2 separate regions of the Homo sapiens genome follow, and region 2 is linked to region 1. Evidence: chromatin loops called from intact Hi-C (ENCODE). Cell type or tissue: mammary epithelial cell. All regions are shown on one strand. Links, peaks and the distances in the headings refer to the core of each region. The heading gives the core; the rest is flanking DNA. Region 1 overlaps SH2D6 (SH2 domain containing 6). Region 2 holds the start of LINC01964 (long intergenic non-protein coding RNA 1964).

Region 1 (3,164 bases), core at 665-3,164:
TCGTCGGCGCCCTGCGCCCAGGCATCAATTTTACATGGCAGAGTCAAGGTGAGGTTAGGAGGCTGCCAGGAGGTAATAACCAGGGCGCTCGCATTCAGCATCCTCTCTCTCAAAGCACTCTCCTCACACCTCAGGGTCAAATGTCAGAGCTCTTGTCCTAACTTCCCAGGTTGCCCAAGGAGCTTCTGAGGCGCTACAGAAGGGACTTACCCAGACCCTTCAGTGCAAGCCAGGAACTCAGGGTCCGGCCTGCTCGGTAGGATGAGCTGTGCTGAGGCCCTACTTCATCCACCCTTCTGGGCCAGGGCAGCCTCTTTCCAGAGGCCTCTTCTCAGCTGATTTCTGGCTCCCAAGCGGGAGACTCAGGTTACACCTGTATCGGGAGCAGTGACACCACAGTGGCCAGCAACACATTGGACTTTCTGTCTCCAACTCCATTTTCAGCTTTTACACTTCCTGATCTGGGCATATACTGCTACATACTGGATCATCAAGGAAGGAGGAAAATACCTAGTCAATGAAGGTTTAGCCATGACCTTGTAAGTCAGTGAGATTTCATTCTTGTGTGGTTAGTTCGAGGCGAGCTACTTCCTAGAAATATTTCATTTGATCTCTAAACACCTAGAAACAGCTCCAAAAGGGATATTCAAAGTAGATTGCCCAGATTCTCTTGATAGCAGATGTGGGGTTCATATTAACTGGTCGCGTGGTCTCTAAGCATGCCTATTTCTGCCTGGGAAGTTCTCAAAGGTTTGGTTTTCTGAGTGTTTCTGTTAAAACAATCAGCCTTTTGTTGAGTAGCCCTTTTGCCCCTAGAGAGGAGAGATAGGTACCATAGAAACTTGGAGACAGCTATTGACTCAGTCCCTGGACTCTTTAATAAGAGCCCGTTCTGTTTTGTTTGTTTGTTTGTTTGTTTGTTTCCTGAGACAGAGTCTCGCTCTGTCTCCCAGGCTGGAGTGCAGTGGCGCAATCTCGGTCCACTGCAACCTCTGCCTCCCGGGCTTAAGCGGTTCTCCTGCCTCAGCCTGCCTCAGCCTCAGTAGCTGGGATTATGGGATCACAGGCGCACACTACCACGCCTGGCTAATTTTCGTATTTTTAGTAGAGACGGGGTTTCACCATGTTGGCCAGGCTGGTCTCGAACTCCTGACCTCAGGTGATCAGCCCACCTTGGCCTCCCAAAGTGCCGGGATTACAGGCATGAGCCACCGTGCCCGGACTGAGCCCATTCTCTTATTATTAGAAATCTTATTATCAGAATGTGAGCTTCTGCATTCCAGGGCTTCGCACCAGACCCTCAAGTCAGTAATGACCCTTGGGACATGCAGTGTGCCAAAAGCTGTTGAATGCCCATTCCTGCTCCCTGAAGATCCAACCAGCAATCAGCAGGGTGCAGTTAAAGTCACAGAGCAGTGTTGTTAGGTCATTACAGGGAATGTGGCTAAGGAAGGGCAAAGCCCAGCAAAACTTGTCCTAACTTCCCACGTTCTTTCGCTCTGCGGGCCTTGCCTTCATTTACCTTCCTGATAACTAAAGCCTGGGTCGGTGGTCCTCCAGGCCACGCCCCTTCCACCGTCAGCCTCCGGGCCCAGGAAATGAGCGACAGGCTGCCATGCCCCTCCTCACCACCAGGGGTCGCCCTCTCCCGTGGAACGACTGCTTAGGTCCCCACAGTGGCCCGGGACGGGGTGAGGGGACTGTGGCTTTGGCTCTGTGTACATCATATGGCCTTGGCCAGCATCCATTCTTCTCTGGCCTCGGCTTTTCTGTTGGTAAAAGGGAGGGAGGGTGATCTCAGGGCCCTCCAGGCCCATCAAGGAAGGAGGTGGGGTTGGAGACGTCGGGGAGCCACTGTGTCCAGTCTCTCCTAACGGGGAGGGTAGAAGACCAGCTGGGAACAGGAGAAGCTTGGCTCCCAGGCTCTGTGCTGAAGAAGGAAGCCTAAGCAGGGCCATGTTACATTTGGTGGAGGAGGGAGAGTGTAGGGGAGGAACAGACGCCGGCCGCTCCCGCTAAGGAAGGCAAATTGAGGAAAGGACCCAGTGGGGTGGGGAAGGTCGGCCAGAGGTATCCAGAGAACCAGAGAAAGTGAGTGTGAGGGAGTCCTTGGTGATCCATCTGCGCTGGGGAAAAAGGTTTTCAGCAGATAAACAGCCGGGACCTCGGGGGATTGTGCCTCAGCCTAGGCCCGGTAGTCGAAGACATATGGACAGGAAATGGGCAAGACACGGGCCTTTCAGAGAAGAGAGACCAAAGATGTTTGCAGAGAGGCAGGCTTTGCGCAACCTGTAAAGAATGAGTAAGGTTTGAATAGCAGCTACAACAAATATTGATTGAGAGCCTGCTGTGTGCCAGACTGTGGGCCCGGCACTTGGAATTTGGCCGTGAACCTAGCAGACACAGTGGCTGCCCATTTACATAGCGTGCAGTCGAGTGTGGGAGTTTACAGTCTAGCTGTGAAATAAACCTGTAGGTTTAATTATGGTGGGAGCTCAGAGAGCGGGGTAGGAGACTGTCCTGGTCTGGGACCTCCACTGCTGAGGAAGGGTCACCTAAGCTGGGGCCTGCAGGAGGAGGGAGGAAAGGGGCCAGGATGTTCCAGAGGAGGAATAGCAAATGTACACTCCAGATAAGAAGGGCCTGGTGGAGATTAGAAAGGGTGGAAAGAAGCCATGTCACACTGTGTTTGCAACCACTCTCCCCCACACCCAACCTCACCTGTGTATCCTGTGTACTTGGTCACCTCCTGGGCTCTCTTGGGGGCAGAATCTGGGCAGCGGGGGAATGGATCAAGCTGAAAGACAGCTAAAGAGACTGTGGCTGAGTGCAGGATAAAGAGCCAAGGTGGAAGGGAGAGGGCTGGGCTCTGGGAGACGGGGACATCTGTGAAGAGGATATTGCCATTTTGGGGGTAACATTTTTTGAAGTATGATATACATATAGAAGAGTCCTTTTTTCTTTCTTTCTTTTTTTTTTCTTTTTACTGTTGTGCTGCATATTAAGAATGCCCTCTTGGTCGAGTGCAGTGGCTCACACCTGTGATCCCAACACTTTGGGAGGCTGAGGCAGGAGGATTGCTTGAGCCCAGAAGTTCAAGACCAGCCTGGACAACATAGTGAGACCCCATATCTGTTTTTAAATTAAAAAAATTAAAAAGAATG
Region 2 (16,208 bases), core at 8,028-10,527, 350 kb before region 1:
AGTCCTCATGTTAACTTTAGTAAGTCAGTTAACTTTACAGCAACTAAAGAGATCAATTAAAAAGAACCCTTAAGTCTGACTGTCCCAGGTAACTTTACTTGCTGTACAGATAGTGCACAGATATGGATGAGGGCTGCACATGGCTGATTTGAAAACCCATGTGGGGCCGGGTGTGGTGGCTCACGCCTGTAATCCCAGCACTTTGGGAGGCCAAGGCGGGTGGATCACGAGGTTAGTTCAGGACCAGCCTGGCCAAGATGGTGAAACCCCATCTCTACTAAAAATACGAAAATTAGCTGGGCTTGGTGGCAGATGCCTGTAATTCCTGCTACTCGGGAGGCTGAGGCAGAGAATTGCTTGAACCCGGGAGGCGGAGGTTGCAGTGAGCCGAGATTGCGCCACTGCACTCCAGCCTGGGCGACACAGTGAGACTCTCCTCAAAACAAAAAAAAAAGAAAGAAAACCCATGTGGGCCGCATGTGCACAGCCTGGGGCTGCTTTCCACAGGCCTGGATAATGATGTTTCTCTTCAAGGAGGCCTTTACTAACCACAGGGAACCTAGCATCTGACTGTGTCCTTGGCAGACAGTGCATGTAGCCTGTAGAATGTTGGCTCCTCTGTCTATAGAAACCATCAGTTCGCTGCTCTCTCATTCATACATACTTTTTGAGTTCCCAGTAGGTACGAAGCTTTGTCTAAACATTATTTACCAACTGCGATTTTTACAGACTTCCCCTGTAAGAATTTTCTAAAAGAGCCTTTCTCCCTTACACAATTGAAACGTTTTCAAAGGTCATCAAGCCGGTTGCGTTTGGTCAGTCACGTGACCAATCAGAGCTGGTGAGTGAGCTGCTCCCTTAAATCTACCAAATTAGACTGACAGCATTTGGAATCTGCCTCACACATAAGAGATCCATATTCATTTAATAGTGAAGCCAGCCCAGAAGCATCCTCTTCTGTAAGCTGGATGGAGTCCCAGCTCTCTCTCCTTGTATATAAGGAGACCACACCCTGTATATAAGGTTTTCTTGAGGTAGATGCAGCAATATTCCTGGGGTAAGATTCTATAATACTCCTGTATTGGCAAGTGGACTGGACCAACAGACACAGGCCTCAGCCACTGTCGCTAGGGACTGAAGGAGAGTTCATGGATTCTTACCCCCTAGTCATGAAAGCTATTCTGGCCAGCCTTGAATCCATTTAATTTTGCCCACGAGAACCTTTCATGACAATTAACAAGACACTAGTTTCCCCATAAAAGTCCATTTTTAAATATATAGTATGCTAATTAGCAGTGTCTGTTGAATTGCCCTATCGGATAGCAGCCACCATGTGTGCTGACCACTCACGATTCAGACTTACCTTGGAAAATATCACACTGACGATACAGTACTTTAGAATAAATTGCATATTGTATCAGGCTCCGAGACTAATTTGTACTGAACCCTTGATATAGATTACCTTTTATAACATCACCACCTGTCATGAAGCTTATCTGTTTTCTGATTTGAATAAACTTTGTGTTGTGCACCTCAGTTTCCATTGCATTCACTGAGATAGCTGAGTGTGACTTCAGTGTTGTGTCATCTTAAGATGTCAGTAATGTTCAACACAGACTTGGTCATCTGTGGCACTGGTGTTTCGGCATTTCTATAGTTTTTGTTTTGTTTTGTTTTTTGAGATGGAGTTTTGCTCTTGTTGCCCAGGCTGGAGTGCAGTGGCACTATCTCGGCTCACTGCAATCTCCGCCTTCTGGGTTCAAATGATTCTCCTGCCTCAGCCTCCCAAGTAGCTGGGATTACAGATGTGTGCCACCACGCCCAGCTACTTTTTTGTATTTTTAGTATTTTGTATTTTGTATTTGTATTTTTAGTAGAGACGGGGTTTCACCATGTTGGTCAGGCTGGTCTCAAACTCCTAACCTCAGGTGATCCACCTGCCTCGGCCTCCCAAAATGCTGGGATTACAAGCGTGAGCCACCACACCTGGCCTCATTTCTATAGTTTTAAATCCCCTGTGAAATACCATTACTCCTATTGTCCCTGTCTGCGTCCTCTCCTGTTTCTGTGTGTGTGTGTGTGTGTGTGTGTGTGTGTGTGTGTGTGTGTGTTTTATTAATGCTTCCAGTGACATCTGCAGTTTCAGTTCCATTTGCCTACGGAATTTTCAGGACCACCCTGGTTACCACTGTTGCTGGTGTCTGAGCCTGAGGGGTGAACATGTGGCCTCTCTCCTCAGTCCAGAAAAGGACTTTGGAATACTGATTCTACTTACAGCTTCACAGGGCAAGACTAGAAAGAAGGACTTGAGAAGGAGCCCCCTGAACTTCAGCATGAACATAAGCCCCACCCACTCAGGACCGGAAGGGACAAGACTTGTTCCTTATCCATTTTTTTTTTCCCTCTTCAGAGTTCCTGTTGGCTTTTGGTGGTTGTTTTTCCCCATTTTGAACACTCAACTGCCTCTAGCCAATGGCAGGGTTTTTTTTGTTTTGTGTGTTTGTTTGGTGTTTGTTTGTTTTGTTTTTGAGACGGAGTCTCACTCTGTCGCCCATGCTGGAGTGCAGTGGCGCAATCTCGGCTCACTGCAACCTCCACCTCCCGGATTCAAGCGATTCTTCTGCCTCAGCTTCCTGAGTAGCTGGGACTACAGGCCCGCGCCACCACATCCAGCAAATTTTTTGTTTTTTAGGAGAGACGGGGTTTCACTATGTTGGCCAGGCTGGTCTCATACTCCTCACCTCAGGTGATCCGCCCACCTCAGCCTCCCTAAGTGCTGGGATTACAGGAATGAACGACCGTGCCCGGCCAAGCCAATGGCAGGTTTAAAAGCAAGTAGTGAAAATTACCTTTTAGTATCTACCTGAACAAATGCCTTTCACTCCAGCCTAGGGCTCTAGGGTTGTCCCCCAAGTCACTGTGTTCTGAGGAGGATGGTGGATTGTATTTTTTTTTTTTTTTTAAGACAGGGTCTCACTCTGTCTCCCAGGCTGGAGTGCAGTGGTGCAATCTCGGCTCACTGCAGCCTAGATCTCCTGAACTCAAGCTATCCTCCCACCTCTGCCTCCCGAGTAGCTGGGAGCTACAGGCACATGCCACCATACCCAGCTAATTTTTGTGTTTTTTGTAGAGATGGGGTTTCACCATGTTGCCCAGCCTGGTCTCAAATTCCTGGGCTCAAGCGATTTGCCCACCTTGGCCTCCCAAAGTGCTGGGATTACAGGCATGAGCCACCATGCCTGGCCGGATCTTTTTAAGAACACTTTTGGCATATTTCGATAAAACTTTTAATCCTTTCATAGTATTTTCCAAGTGTTCACCATTCTATGGTTATAAAGCCCCGAACAAGTCCACCTAAGAAAACCAAAACCCACCATGTCCACTCGCAGGCGCTTGTCCAGTGGTCCTGGGCAACACATTCTTTTCACACAGCTGTCTTTCAAACTGCCTTCAGCTCTGGTAGAGTCTGGCCACCAAGGATTGGGGTGGGTTGGTTGATTACTCCACGAATCCTAAAATGTAAAGGTTGCAACAAATAGCACTTTTCACATCTTATACTGTTGTAAGGCACACATTTTAGACATTGTTACATTTCAAGTAGACAGCATTTGATGAAGTGTTTGTAAGATAGCTTTTAGATGCTTATAAATTCTGTAGCCAGCCATAACAGATGTTGGCTGGGAGAAAGAATGGAATTAAGTTTGTAAAAAGAAGTGGTTGGAAAAATTACAATGAATCATGAGAATGGATGTGAATCTTCTGTATTAGAAATTAGGGTTCTCTCTCTTGGGATTCTCTCTCTTACCTCAAAAGTACCCAGATCATGCTTGGACTAGGAGGCAAGTCATGGGTAATAATTGGTAGGTCAATTCTGGGGAGGTAAAATTTGCGGAATTTCCTGGATTACTGACATTGCCTGCGCTGTGAAAGAAAAAGGGAAAATGGTGGTCTTGCTTGATCAGATGTTAGAACTTGGAATTCACGGTGGGGATAAGGAGATGCACATTTTTGTGTCAAGGGCAGTGGATGGGACTCAAAATCAAGCTGGGTTGGAGGTGAAGTTAGGGAAAACCTGGAGAATGGAACTCTGGAATTAAAGCTTAGAATTGGAAAGGTCTAATTGCTCTCTGGGTGCAGGAGTTCCCATGGAAACCTTCCTGACAAGTAAATATCCACCCAGAACAGGGAGAAGATAAAGTGCTGTGGTTACAAGCACAGATGTGAGTTTCAATCTTAGCCCTACCGCTTACTAGCTGTGTGATCTTGGCCAAGTTAATTAACTTTAATTAAACAGTATGCCTATTGTCTCATTCTTAAATGTAGCTAATCATAGTATTAAATAATGTGCTAATACAGTGCCTGGTGTGAAGTAACCATAAAAAAATGGCAGGTGCCTCAGAAGGCAACCAACATAACAGGGACCCAAAGGTGACCAATAGTGGAATTTGGGCCAGGAGCAGTGGCTCATAGCTGTAATCCCAGCACTTTGGGAGGCCAAGGCGGGCAGATCACTTGAAGACAGGAGTTCAAGACCAACCTGGCCAACATGGTGAAACCCTATCTCTACTAAAAGTACAAAAAATTAGCCAGGGGCATTGGTGGGTGACTGTAACCCCCACTACTCAGGAGGCTGAGGCATGAGAATCACTTGAGGAAGGCAGAGGTTGCAGTGAGCCAAGATCGCGCCACTGCACTCCGGCCTGGGCAACACAGTGAGACTCTGTCAAAAAATAAATAAATAAATAAGGAAAGAAAGAGTGGGATTTGCTTGGGAGCAAAGACAGAGCCAGATAACTTCTACGCAAACACAGCACATTGATTTAATTAGCCCCATCCTGCTTCAAATACTTCTAAGTCATTCTGGCAAAACTCCATGAGGGTCAGTGACCTGGTAAAAATCGTGGAAGCTCAAGTTTCTTTATCTGAGGAGTTCAAGAGCTGGGGAAGGACGGGAATCACCCTAGGTCAGGAGACCATAGGTATCAAAGAATAAACATCAACTGAGGCTTTACTATGGATCCCACCACCTCTTCATTTACTCAGTCAGTTTCTTGGGCATCTACTAAGTGCCTGGCACTGTTCTAGGCACTTGGGGTTCTCCAGTGAATAAAGCAAAGAGGTCCCCAGCTCACTAAATAGCACAGCTTCCCAGTTGCTCAGTCCAAAACCTGTTGGAATCATTTTCTACTCTTTTTCTTGAACCTCACATCCATTTCGTCAGCAGATCCCGCTGTCTCTATTTCCACACTTTTCCAGAAACTGCCCCCTTCCCACCATCTTCACTGCTGCCGCTGGCCCAGGCCTCCATCATATCCCCACAGGGTCATCGCTATAGCTTCCAAGTGGCATGCCTGCCCCCGCACTTCCATGTCCCAGCACAGCACCTGGGTAATCTTGTCAGAACCTACACCTCCAATCCCTCTGCCGCTCCTCCCTCTCAGAGGAAAGGCGGAGTCCTCACCACAGCCCCTGGCTCCCACAGGCTGTGGCTCTTATTCCTTTTTGGGGTTCATCCCCTGCTACTCTATTCCCTCCCCCAAGCCTCACTGACCACCTTGCTGTCCCTCGGGCATGCCACAGCTCTGGGACTTTTGCCTTTGCAGTCCCCTTTTCTTGGAAGATCCATATTTCCTTGCCTCCTTCTCTTTGTCGGTGAGGCCTTCTCTGACTACCCAAATGAAAACAGGGATCCCAGGCCCACCCGGTACACCCCAGCCCCACCTCCAGGGTTCCAGCTATTCTCCTGCCTCAGCCTCCCAAGTAGCTGGAATTACAGGCACCCACCACCACACCCAACTAATTTTTGTATTTTTAGTAGAGACAGGGTTTCACCATGTTGGCCAGGCTGGTCTCGAACTCCTGACCTCAGGTGATCCACCCACCTCAGCTTCTCAAAGTGCTGGGATTACAGGCGTAAGACACTGCACCTGGACTGTTTCTCCATAACTCTTATCACCATCTGACATCCTCCCTACCCCATATACACATTATGTGCACACACACACACACACACACACCCCTACATACACACACACATAGATGCCAGCTTCCTGAGGGCAGGGCTGTCCATTAGTCACCCTTGTATCTCCATGTCTATAAGGCATGGCACACGGTAAGTGCTCCATAAATATTTATGGGATAAAAGAATGAATGGTGTGGGCCAGACTCTGTTAAGAGTGTTTTTTATTATTTCAAAAGTGCATACCAATATAAAATACTCAGTCCCTGTGGAAAACAATTTGGCAGTTCCTCAAAACATTAAACATAGAATTACCATGTGACCCAGCAATTCCACTCCCAGGTATATCCAAGAGAATTGAAAACATATGTTCACACAAAACCTCCTACATTCATGCTCAGAACAGCATCATTCATAATAACTGAAAAGAGGAAACAACCCAAATGTCCATTCACTGATGAAAGGTTAAACAAACATGATCTACACAATGGACTATTATGCGGCCATAAAAAAGAATGATGTACTGACGCATGCTGCAACTTGGATGAACTTTGCAAACATGGTAAGTGAAAAAAGTCAGTCGCAAAACGCCACAGAGTATATGATTCCATTTAAATGAAATTCCCAGAACAGGCAAATCCATGGACACAGAAAGTGGATTAGTGGTTGCCAGGGGTTGGGCAAGGAGAGAGTGGGGAGTGGCAGCTCGTGTGCACTGGGTTTCTTTCTGGAGTGTTGAAGAGGTTCTCGAATTAGATAATGGCGACGGTTGCATAACTCTGTGAAGATATGAAAAGCCACTAATTTGTACACTTCGAAATGGTTAAAATGGTGAATTTTATGTAAAGTTTATCTCAAAAAAAAAAAAAAAGTCAAACATACCTGCGGTAGGTATTCTTAACATCCCCATTTTACTGATGATAAAAGTGCGTGTCAGGGACCAGCTCTGCCAGGTGCCCAGCAACCCTGCACATCTCCACCGGGCTCGACGGCAACCTGACCTGCGTCTTGGTGGAACACCCTGCAACTCCTCATGGAGCAAGGGGCGTTAAGTGGCCCTGTGCATCGCTGCCGTGAGTGGTCTCACCTGCCTCCCCACCCTTTTGGAACTGCTGCAAGGCCATTTCTCATCGATCTTCCTAGTTTCTGTTGAGCGCAGCGCTTTCCTCCTCTCTCCCCACTCCCACAAGTTACGTCTGCAGGTGCCTGCTAAGTCTGTAGAGTGCTCGGTTGCAGTTGAGAGCTGGCTGCTGCACAGCAGGGCAACCCACTGTCCATGCCATCTGGTGTCCCAACCTTCCAGCCTTGTGTCCTCCTGTGGGACGAGGGACACAAGGAGCGACATGTCATGCTGATTTAGCTTTTGCTGTCTGCGTATGTAACAACCTGTCCAAATCCATGTGGCTCAATGTCTCCCTACAGACAAATCTATGGAAGTGTGGCTGGCCAGCCCCACAGCTGCAGGGGTAATCTCTACGGCCCCGTTAGCCCCTGCTGCTTTGGGAATGCTTGATGCTGAGATGAAATAAATGTTCCTGGGGCCCACCACTGCTGGAGGCAGGATCCCATCCCAGCTGGTCTGACTCAATTCAGACACAGTAAAAGCCATCTGGCAGGTTATCTGATATGACAGTAAATTAAAATGAAGACAGTTCTAGAAAAGACGAGATTTGTTCTAAAGTTTTTCTTTCTGATCTCTTCAAAATTTCTGCCTTATCTTTACTACAACAATTCAGAGAAGTCAAGGAACTCCAAAGCCTCTCTTAGGGGCATTTAGACAGTCATCTTTGGGGAAATATGGGGCTAGGACACGTAAAGTCACTCGATGACTTTTAGAAATATTAGCCTGTGACCACATATACATTTCTTCAGGATTAGAAATTAAACTGGCAGTCTTTACACTATAGTTAAACATTGTCTCCAAAATTGCCCCTGCAGTTTCCAAAAGTTGAAAGCCCTCACCCATTAGGGACATTTGAGTCATGGCACCTTACCTAGGCCTTCTTCAACCACAACCCTGATCTTCCAGCTGCCTCTTCTGTCCTCAAGACAGAAGCTCGCCTAATCCTTGGAACAAGAGGCAGCAGATCCTGAGAAGTTTCTGCTTGTGTTTGTCGGCAAGGAGATGGCTTCAGCAGTGGTAGGGGCGTAGGCAGGGGCAGGGCTGCCCCCTTAGTCTGTGAGGCTGGTGATCGGCCACAGTGAATTGGCTCCATATCCACGAAGAGGCAAGGAGGCTCTGCTCTAGTGACCCAGGTCCAAACCTGGGAAGCTCCAGATCTGGGACAAGCTCCAGATCAGGCCCAGGCTAGCCGTGTGACGTTGGAGCAGCTGCTTAACTCTGAGCCTGCCCCTCCTGCTGCACAAGTCCCTGCTGGCTGTGTGGATGAGCAGAAATAATGTCCATGAAGGCATCACAAGGTCTCAAATGGAAGGCTCCAACAACTGGTTCAGTGAAAAAAAGGTTTGGAGAAAATACACATTTCCATGACCCCAACTGTGGAGAAATCTTTCTGTCCTTCTAGCTTTAAGAGTAGCAGAGCACTGTCTGGTGAGGAACTTTTCCTCCCGAACAGTCTCAAAATCGAAGCTCTGAGCACACTGAGCCAGGCCTTCCCTCATCTCTTCCTCTTCTGCACATTTGCTCAACTGTGATCTGAGTCAAGCCAGCAAGATCCAAGCTAGTCTAGCAAAGCATTTTCCAAGCAGCCTTGGAAAGGGGTTGGCCTCGTGAGGACACTGATTCCTAATATTTGCAGTTGGCTTTGCAGAGCTCTCATTACAGCGAAGGTGTGAGGGTGTCTGTTGCCACCCGCTTTTGAGAGAGAGGCACTGAGCACTACAACAGCACAGCTAATGTTTATTGGACCCTTCGTTCGATCCAGGAATTTAGATGGACTATTTTATTTAATTATTTCCATTAACCTGCTACCATTATCCCATTTTGGAAAGAACACAACGGAGGCCCAGGAGGGGTAAGGATTCTGTCCTGCAGTCCGAGGCCAGCAGGGCTGTGTTTCCCAGCACCGTGAGGGTCTTTACAGTTTGGGACCAAACAAGGGTGAAGTTCAGGACGGGGCCACGTGAGGGCGGTGGACTAACATGAAACAGAAAAGCAATCCGTTGCCCAAACGCCGGACAACTCCCAAAGGTCCTTGTTAACATCTATTTGATTTCTATTTATTTTCCAGGCAGCTGTGGGAATTGGGTAAAAGTGTGGTGTCTGGGGCCAGACTGCCTGGGGTCGATGCTGCCTCCATTATTTACCGACTGTGTAATCCCAGGAAAATTAGTTACCCTTCCTGTTTACCCTCCCTGAGCTTGCTTCTGCCTCTGTAAAGTGGCCCAGTTAGCAACCGGCAGGCCAGGACTCCAGAGCTACGGAGGACAAGTGGTGGCGCGATTATCGTAGCGAGCAGCACGGTGGGAGTGGCGCTAACGGTCAGTTCAGAAGACACTTCTGGAGATGGTTAATAGAACTTGGTATAAACAAACGGCGAAATACTTGCATTAGCCAACAGAGTGCTATTCAAATTGAACCATCAAAAGAAATCAAGGATGGGTGATGATGAAGCTGAGGATAGTTGCTCCAATAAAAAGTCGCTCTCCTTTGCCCAGTTTCTACACTGGGTCAGTTTTTGAACCCAGAACCCACTGATTGAAGCAGCGCCTGCAACTCCAGCAGGAAGAATCCTGCGACACGTGGCAATTGAACATGTAATGACTCCTTCAGGCCTTCCCTCAAAGGGACCTAAGACTATTTACTTGGGTAATTGAGCACTGGGGAAAAAAAATACTAAACATCTTGAGGACAATTAGACACAGACTTATAGTAGATATGAATAACCTTAGATCCCAAGTGTAATCATGGCCCCTGTTAGAATTAGGCACATACAGGCTGGGCACAGTGGCGCATACCTATAATCTCAGCACTTTGAGAGATTAAGAGGGGAGGATCACTTGAGGCCAGGAGTTGGAGACCAGCCCGGGCAGTATAGGAAGAACCTATCTCTACAAAAAATTTTAAAATTAGCCAGGTGTGGTGGTGCACGCCCGCAGTTCCAGCTACTCAGGAGGCGAGGCGGGAGGACCACTTAAACCCAGGAGTTCAAGGCTGCAGTGACCTATGATCATGTCAGGGTACTCCAGCCCAGCCTGGGCCACAGAGCAAGAAGCTGTCTCTAAAAACAAAAAACAAAAAACAAAAAAACGGAATAAGAGCATATAGCGACTAGGTATAAATGGAGTTCTGGCTAAACTCCAGCTCAGAATATGTCCATTGAGCAGTGGGCATTTCCTCAGTTCCCAAATGTATATGAAATAGAGATTCTTGGTAGTTGGCCTAATCTCAACAGTTCTTTTCATTATAGCAGTTTGAATGGGTGTGTAGTGGTTCTCAATGTGGATTAAATTTGCTTTTCCAAATTGACTATATTGAGCATCTTTCATGTGCTTATAGTTATTTGTATATCCTCTTTGGTGAAATGTCTATTTTGTACATATTTTAATTGGGTTGGCAGTTTACCTTGTTACTGAATTGATTTCTTTTTTTATTTCCCTTGAGACAAGGTCTCGCTCTGTTGCCCAGACTGGAGTGCAGTGGCACGAACTCAGCTCACTGCAGCCTTGACATCCCAGCCTGGAGATATCCTTCCACCTCAGCCTCCCAAGTAGATGGGACTATAGGCACACACCACTGTCTCGCTCTGTCGCCCAGGCTGGAGTGCAGTGGGGCGATCTCAGCTCACTGCAACCTCCTTCTCCCAGGTTCAAGCGATTCTCATACCTCAGCCTCCTGAATAGCTGGGACTACAGGCGCGCACCACCACGCCTGGCTAATTTTTTGTGTATTTTTAGTAGAGACAGGGTTACATCATGTTTGCCAGGCTGGTCTTGAACTCCTAAAGCCCCCTATAATAGTGAATATGGCTCCTATTAATAAGACGTAGTGGAAGTGGGCTACAACATAGTATCTGTCATATAACACAATGTCTAATGATGAGTTGGCTAGTACAGTGCCGGTTAGGCCTCCTACCATAAAAAGGAAAATAAATCCTAGGGCTCACAGCATTGCGGGGGATCATTTGGTATTGCTGCCGTGAAGCATAGCAAGTCAGCTAAAAACTTTGATGCCTCAAATTATCCACCTGCCTTGGCCTCCCAAAGTGCTGGGATTACAGGCATGAGCCACTGCGCCTGGCCTAATTTTGTTCATTTTTTGTATGAACAAGGTCTCACTATGTTGCCCAGGCTGGTCTCAAACTCCTGGACTCAAGTGATCCTCCTGCCTCAGACTCCTGAAGTACTGGGATTACAGGTATGAGCCACTGTGACCAGTCAGGGTTGAATTCTTTATATATTCTGGATACAAGTCCTTATCACATATATACTGTGCAAATAATTTTTCCCAGTCTGTGGCTTAGCTTTTCATTTTCTTTCTTTCTTTCTTTTTTTCTTTTTCTTTTTTTTTTTTTAGATGGAGTCTCTCTCTGTTGCCCAGGCTGGTGTGCAGTGGCAAGATCTCAACTCACTGCAACCTCTGCCTCCCGGGTTTAAGCAATTCTGCCTCAGCCTCCCGAGTAGTTGGGACTACAGGCGCGTGCCACCACGCCCAGCTAATTTTTTGTATTTTTACTAAAGAAGGGGTTTTCACCGTGTTAGCCAGGATGGTCTCAATCTCCTGACCTCGTGATCCGCCCGCCTCGGCCTCCCAAAGTGCTGGGATTACAGGCGTGAGCCACCGCTCCCAGTCTCTCTTTTTTTTTTTTTTTAAACTGGGTCTCACTCTGTTGCCCAGGCTGGAGTGCAGTGGTGGAATCTCAGCTCACTGCAGCCTCTGCCTCCTGGGTTCAAGGGATTCTCATGCCTCAACTTCCCAAGTAGCTGGGACTACATGTATGTGCCACCACATCCAGCTAATTTTTGTATTTTTAGAAGAGACAAGGTTTCACTGTGTTGGCCAGGCTGGTCTCGAACTCCTGACCTCAAGTGATCCGCCCGCCTCAGCCTCCCAAAGTGCTGAGATTACAGGCATGAGCCACCACGCCCAGTGCTTTTCATTTTCTTAATGGCATCTTTCACAGAGAAGTTTTTAATTTTAATGAAACTCAATTTTTCTTTTATGGATCATGCTTTTGGTGTCATGTCTAAGAATTATTTGCCTAACACCAGGTCATGATGTTTTTTTCCTGTTTTCTTCTAAAAGTTTTATAATTTTATTTTATACATTTACATCTATAATCAAGTTTATTTTACCACCAAATTCTATTACATCATCCAAGAACTACACAATTACATTTTTATTGAGTTTAAATTCACATAATATAAAGGTAACCATTTTATTTTTTATTTATTTATTTTTTTTGAGGCAGAGTTTCACTCCTGTTGTCCAGGCTGGAGTACAGTGGCGTGATCTTGGATCACTGCAACCTCTGCCTCCCAGGTTCAAGCAATTCTCCTGCCTCAGCCTCCCAAGTAGCTGGGACTACAGGCATGCACCACTACGCCTGGCTAATTTTTTGTATTTTTAGTAGAGACTGAGTTTCACCATGTTGACCAGGCTGGTCTTGAACTTCTGGCCTCAGGTGATCCACCCACCTCGGCCTCTCAAAGTGCTGGGATTACAGGCATGAGCCACGAGCCACTGTGCCCGGCCAAGTTAACCATTTTAAAGTGGACAATTCAGTGGCATTTAGTGCATTTACAATGTTGAGCAACCACCACTTCTATTTCTAAAACATTTTCATCACTCCAGAAAACCCACTCAGTGATTACTCTCCATTCTCTCTTCCCCACAACCCCTGACAACCACCAATCTGGTTTGTTTCTATAGATTTACCTATTCTGTACATTGCATATAAATGGAATCATACAATATGTGACCCTCTGTTCTTTTACTTAGCATGTTCTCAAGGTTCATCCATGTGTACCATGTATCAGTACTTCATTCCTTTTTCCTGCTGAATATCCCAGTGCATGTGTGTCCCTCGATTTGTTTCTCCATTCATCCACTGAGGGACATTTGGGTGGTTTTTACCTTTAGGCTGTTGTGAATAACACTGCTATGAACACATGCATACAAATATTAGTTTGACTACTTTTTTTCAGTTCTTTCAGGTAAATGCCCAGGAACGGAATGGCTGGGTCAAATGATCATTCTATGTTTAACTTTTTGAGGATCTGCCAAACTGCTTTCCACAGTGGCTGCACCATTTTACATTAATCCCAGCAATATGCAGGGATTCCAATTTAGGTTTTTAAATCAGAAAAACTTTCTCATCAACACTTGCTATTTTCTGGTGTTTAAAAATTATTCTCGTACTAGTAAATATGCAGTGGTATCTCACTGTGGTTTTTGGTTTGCGTTTTCCTAATGACTAATGATGTTGAACATCTTTCCATGTGCTTATTGGTCATTTGTATCACTTCTTTGGAGAAATGCCTATCCAAGTCCTTTTGCTCATTTTTGAATTGGGTTGTTTGTCTTTTCGCTTTTGAGTTCTAAGAGTTCTTTATGATTTGCAAACATCTTCTACCATTCTGCAAGTTGTCTTTTTACTTTCCTCATAATGTCTTTTGATACACAGAAACTTACAGTTTTCATAGTTCAATTTATCTATTTTTTCTTTTGTTGCTCATGCTTTTGTTGTCACATTTGAAAATCCACTGGCAAATCCAAGGTCATGAGACTTCCCATATGTTTACTTCTAAGAGTTTTATAGTGTTATCCCTTCTAGCCAGGTTGTTGATCCACTTTGAGTTAATTTTTAAATTTGTAAAAATATTTTTTTTATTTTTTTTTGTCTCTCTCTGGCTCCCAGGCTGAAGTGCAGTGGCACAATCTTGGCTCACTGAAACCTCTGCCTCCTGGGTTCAAGCAATCCTCCAACCTCAGCCTCCCGAGTAGCTGGGACCACAGGCTTGTGCCACCATGCCTGGCTAATTTTTGTATTTTTTGTGGAGATGGGGTTTCGCCATGTTGCCCAGGCTGATCTTGGGAGTTCAAGCAATCTGCCCGCCTCGGCCTCCCAAAGTGCTGGGATTACAGGCATGAGCCACCGCACCCAGCCCAATTTTTAAATTTTTTAATTTGTGTGGGTACAATAGTAGGTATACATATTTATGGGGTACATGAGATGTTTTGATACAGGCATGCAATGCATAATAATCACATCATGGAAAATGGGGTATCTATCCCCTCAAGTATTTGAGTTAATTTTTGTATATTGTATGAGATAAGAATGAAAAAACTCATTCTTTTGTATGTGGATTTGTTGAGCAACATTTGTTAAGGAGACAGTCTTTCCTCAGTTGAATGGTCTTGTTACATATGTTAAAAATCAATTGACCCTAAGTGAATGGGTTTATTCCTGGACTCTCAATTTTATTCCATTTTTCTACATGTTTATCCCAGTGGCAGTACTATACTGTTTCAATTACTGTAGCTTTTTTTTTTTTTTTTTTTTTTTTTTTTTTTTTTTTGAGACAGAGTCTTGCTCTGTCGCCCAGGCTGGAGTGCAGTGGCATGATCTCGGCTCACTGTAACCTCTGCCTCCCGGCTTCAAGCGATTCTCCTGCCTCAGCCTCCTGAGTAGCTGGGATTACAGGTGTGCGCCACCAAGCCCGGCTAATTTTTATATTTTTAGTAGAGACAGGGTTTCACCATGTTGGCCAGGCTGGTCTTGAACTCCTGACCTCATGATGCCCATGCCTCGGCCTCTCAAAGTGCTGGGATTACAGGCATGAGCCACCGTGCCCGAACGATTACTGTAGCTCTATAGTTAGTGTTTAAATCAGAAAATATGAGTCCTCCAACTTTGTTCTTCATTTTCAGTATTGTTCTGGCTACTCAATGTTTCTAAAAATATCATATGAATTTGAGAACTGGCTTTCCCATTTCTTCAAAAAAAAATAGGCAGAATTTTAATAGAGATTGCAGTGAATCTCTAGATAGCTTTGGGTAGTACTACCATCTTAAGGGTAAGTCTTCCAATTTATGCACATGGGATGTCTTTCCACTTATTTAGGTCTTCCTTAAGGTCTTTCAGCAATGTTTTATGGTTTGCAATATACAAGTCTTTCACTTCCTTGGTTAAATTTATTCCTAGATATTTTATTCTTTTAGAAGCTACTGTAAATTGAATTATCCATAATAGCATATAGAAACACAACTCATTTTCATGTGTTGATTTTGCACCCACAAGTTGCTAAAATTGTTTATTAGCAATAGTAGTTTTGTGACTTACTTGGGATTTTCCAAATATAGGATCATGTCATCTGCAAATACAGATAGTTTTACTTCTTCCTTTTTCAATTTGGGTGGTTTTCATTACCTTTTCTTGCCCAATTGCCTGGCTAGAACTTCTAGTACAATGTTGAATAGTCGTGGTGAAAATGGACATCATGTCTTGTTCTTGATCTTAGAGGAAAGCTTTCAGTCGTTCACCATTGACTATGATGTTAGCTGTGGGTTTCTCAGAAATGCCGTTTATTAGATTGAGAAATTCCCTTCTATCCCTAGTTTTCTGAGTGTTCTTACCATGAAAGGTGCTTGGATTTTGTGAAATGTTTTTTTGATCATGATCTCATGATTTTCTTCTTTTGCTCTATTAATGTGGTATATTACACTGATTGATTTTTTTTTTATGTTGAACCACCCTTTCATTCCTGGGATAAATCTGACTTGGCCATGGTGTTTTAATATGCTCTTGGATTCAGTTTGCTAGTATTTTGTTGAGGATTTCTGCACCTATGTTCATAAGGGCCACCCTCTATAGTGTTCTTTTCTTGTGGTGTCCTTGACTTGCTTTGGTATCAGGATAACACTGACCTCATAAGATGAATTAAAAAGTGTTCCCTCTTCTAAATTTTGGAAGAGTTTGAGAGGTACTGGCATTAGTTTCTCTGTATTTGTAGAATTCACCAGTGAAGCTATCTGGCCCTGGACTTTTCTTTGTTTGGAAGTTTTTGATTATTAATTCAATCCCTTTAATTGTTATAGGTCTGTTCAGATGTTTTATGTCTTCTGAGTAAGTGTGGTAGTTTGTGTTTTTCAAAGAATTTGCCCATTTTACCAAGGTTATTTAACTTATTAGTGTACAATTATTCATAGTATTTTCTTATGATCCTTTTTAGTTTTGTAAAGTCAGTAGTAATACCCACACTTTTGTTCCTGATTTTAGTTATTTGCATCCTCTATCTTTTTTCTTTGTTGGTGTAGCTAAAGGTTTGCCAGTTTTGTTGATCTTTT

What was found. Hi-C counts contacts between places; a loop is a spot of excess contacts. Peaks named below come from ENCODE experiments on the same cell type or tissue, not always from the same donor. Only the 100,000 strongest peaks of a DNase experiment are listed, where the experiment ranks them.
Region 2: it touches region 1 in a loop (11-fold over the local background); 2 of 110 quality-filtered maps call a loop at or near these places.

Annotation. Positions count from the first base shown.
Region 1 is chr2:85,419,197-85,422,360 of GRCh38, forward strand. SH2D6 (SH2 domain containing 6) reads left to right here. Exons shown (of 24, transcript NM_001394463.1): 2 at 1-48; 3 at 3,007-3,118. It also overlaps a transcript of CAPG not described here. Among named protein-coding and RNA genes, the nearest start is that of SH2D6, 2.1 kb to the left of the region's middle. RefSeq lists an enhancer at 1,367-1,516. In mammary epithelial cell, for the core only: a CTCF peak has its summit at 1,633 (motif pointing right); no DNase peak of the experiment used is centred there; H3K4me3 peaks cover 166 bases; H3K27ac peaks cover 258 bases.
Region 2 is chr2:85,057,942-85,074,149 of GRCh38, forward strand. It overlaps LINC01964 (long intergenic non-protein coding RNA 1964), which reads right to left and starts at 9,406. Exons shown (of 2, transcript NR_146453.1): 1 at 6,842-9,406; 2 at 6,169-6,738. It overlaps KCMF1 (potassium channel modulatory factor 1), which reads left to right. Exons shown (of 7, transcript NM_020122.5): 7 at 1-1,531. In mammary epithelial cell, for the core only: a CTCF peak has its summit at 9,034 (motif pointing right); no DNase peak of the experiment used is centred there.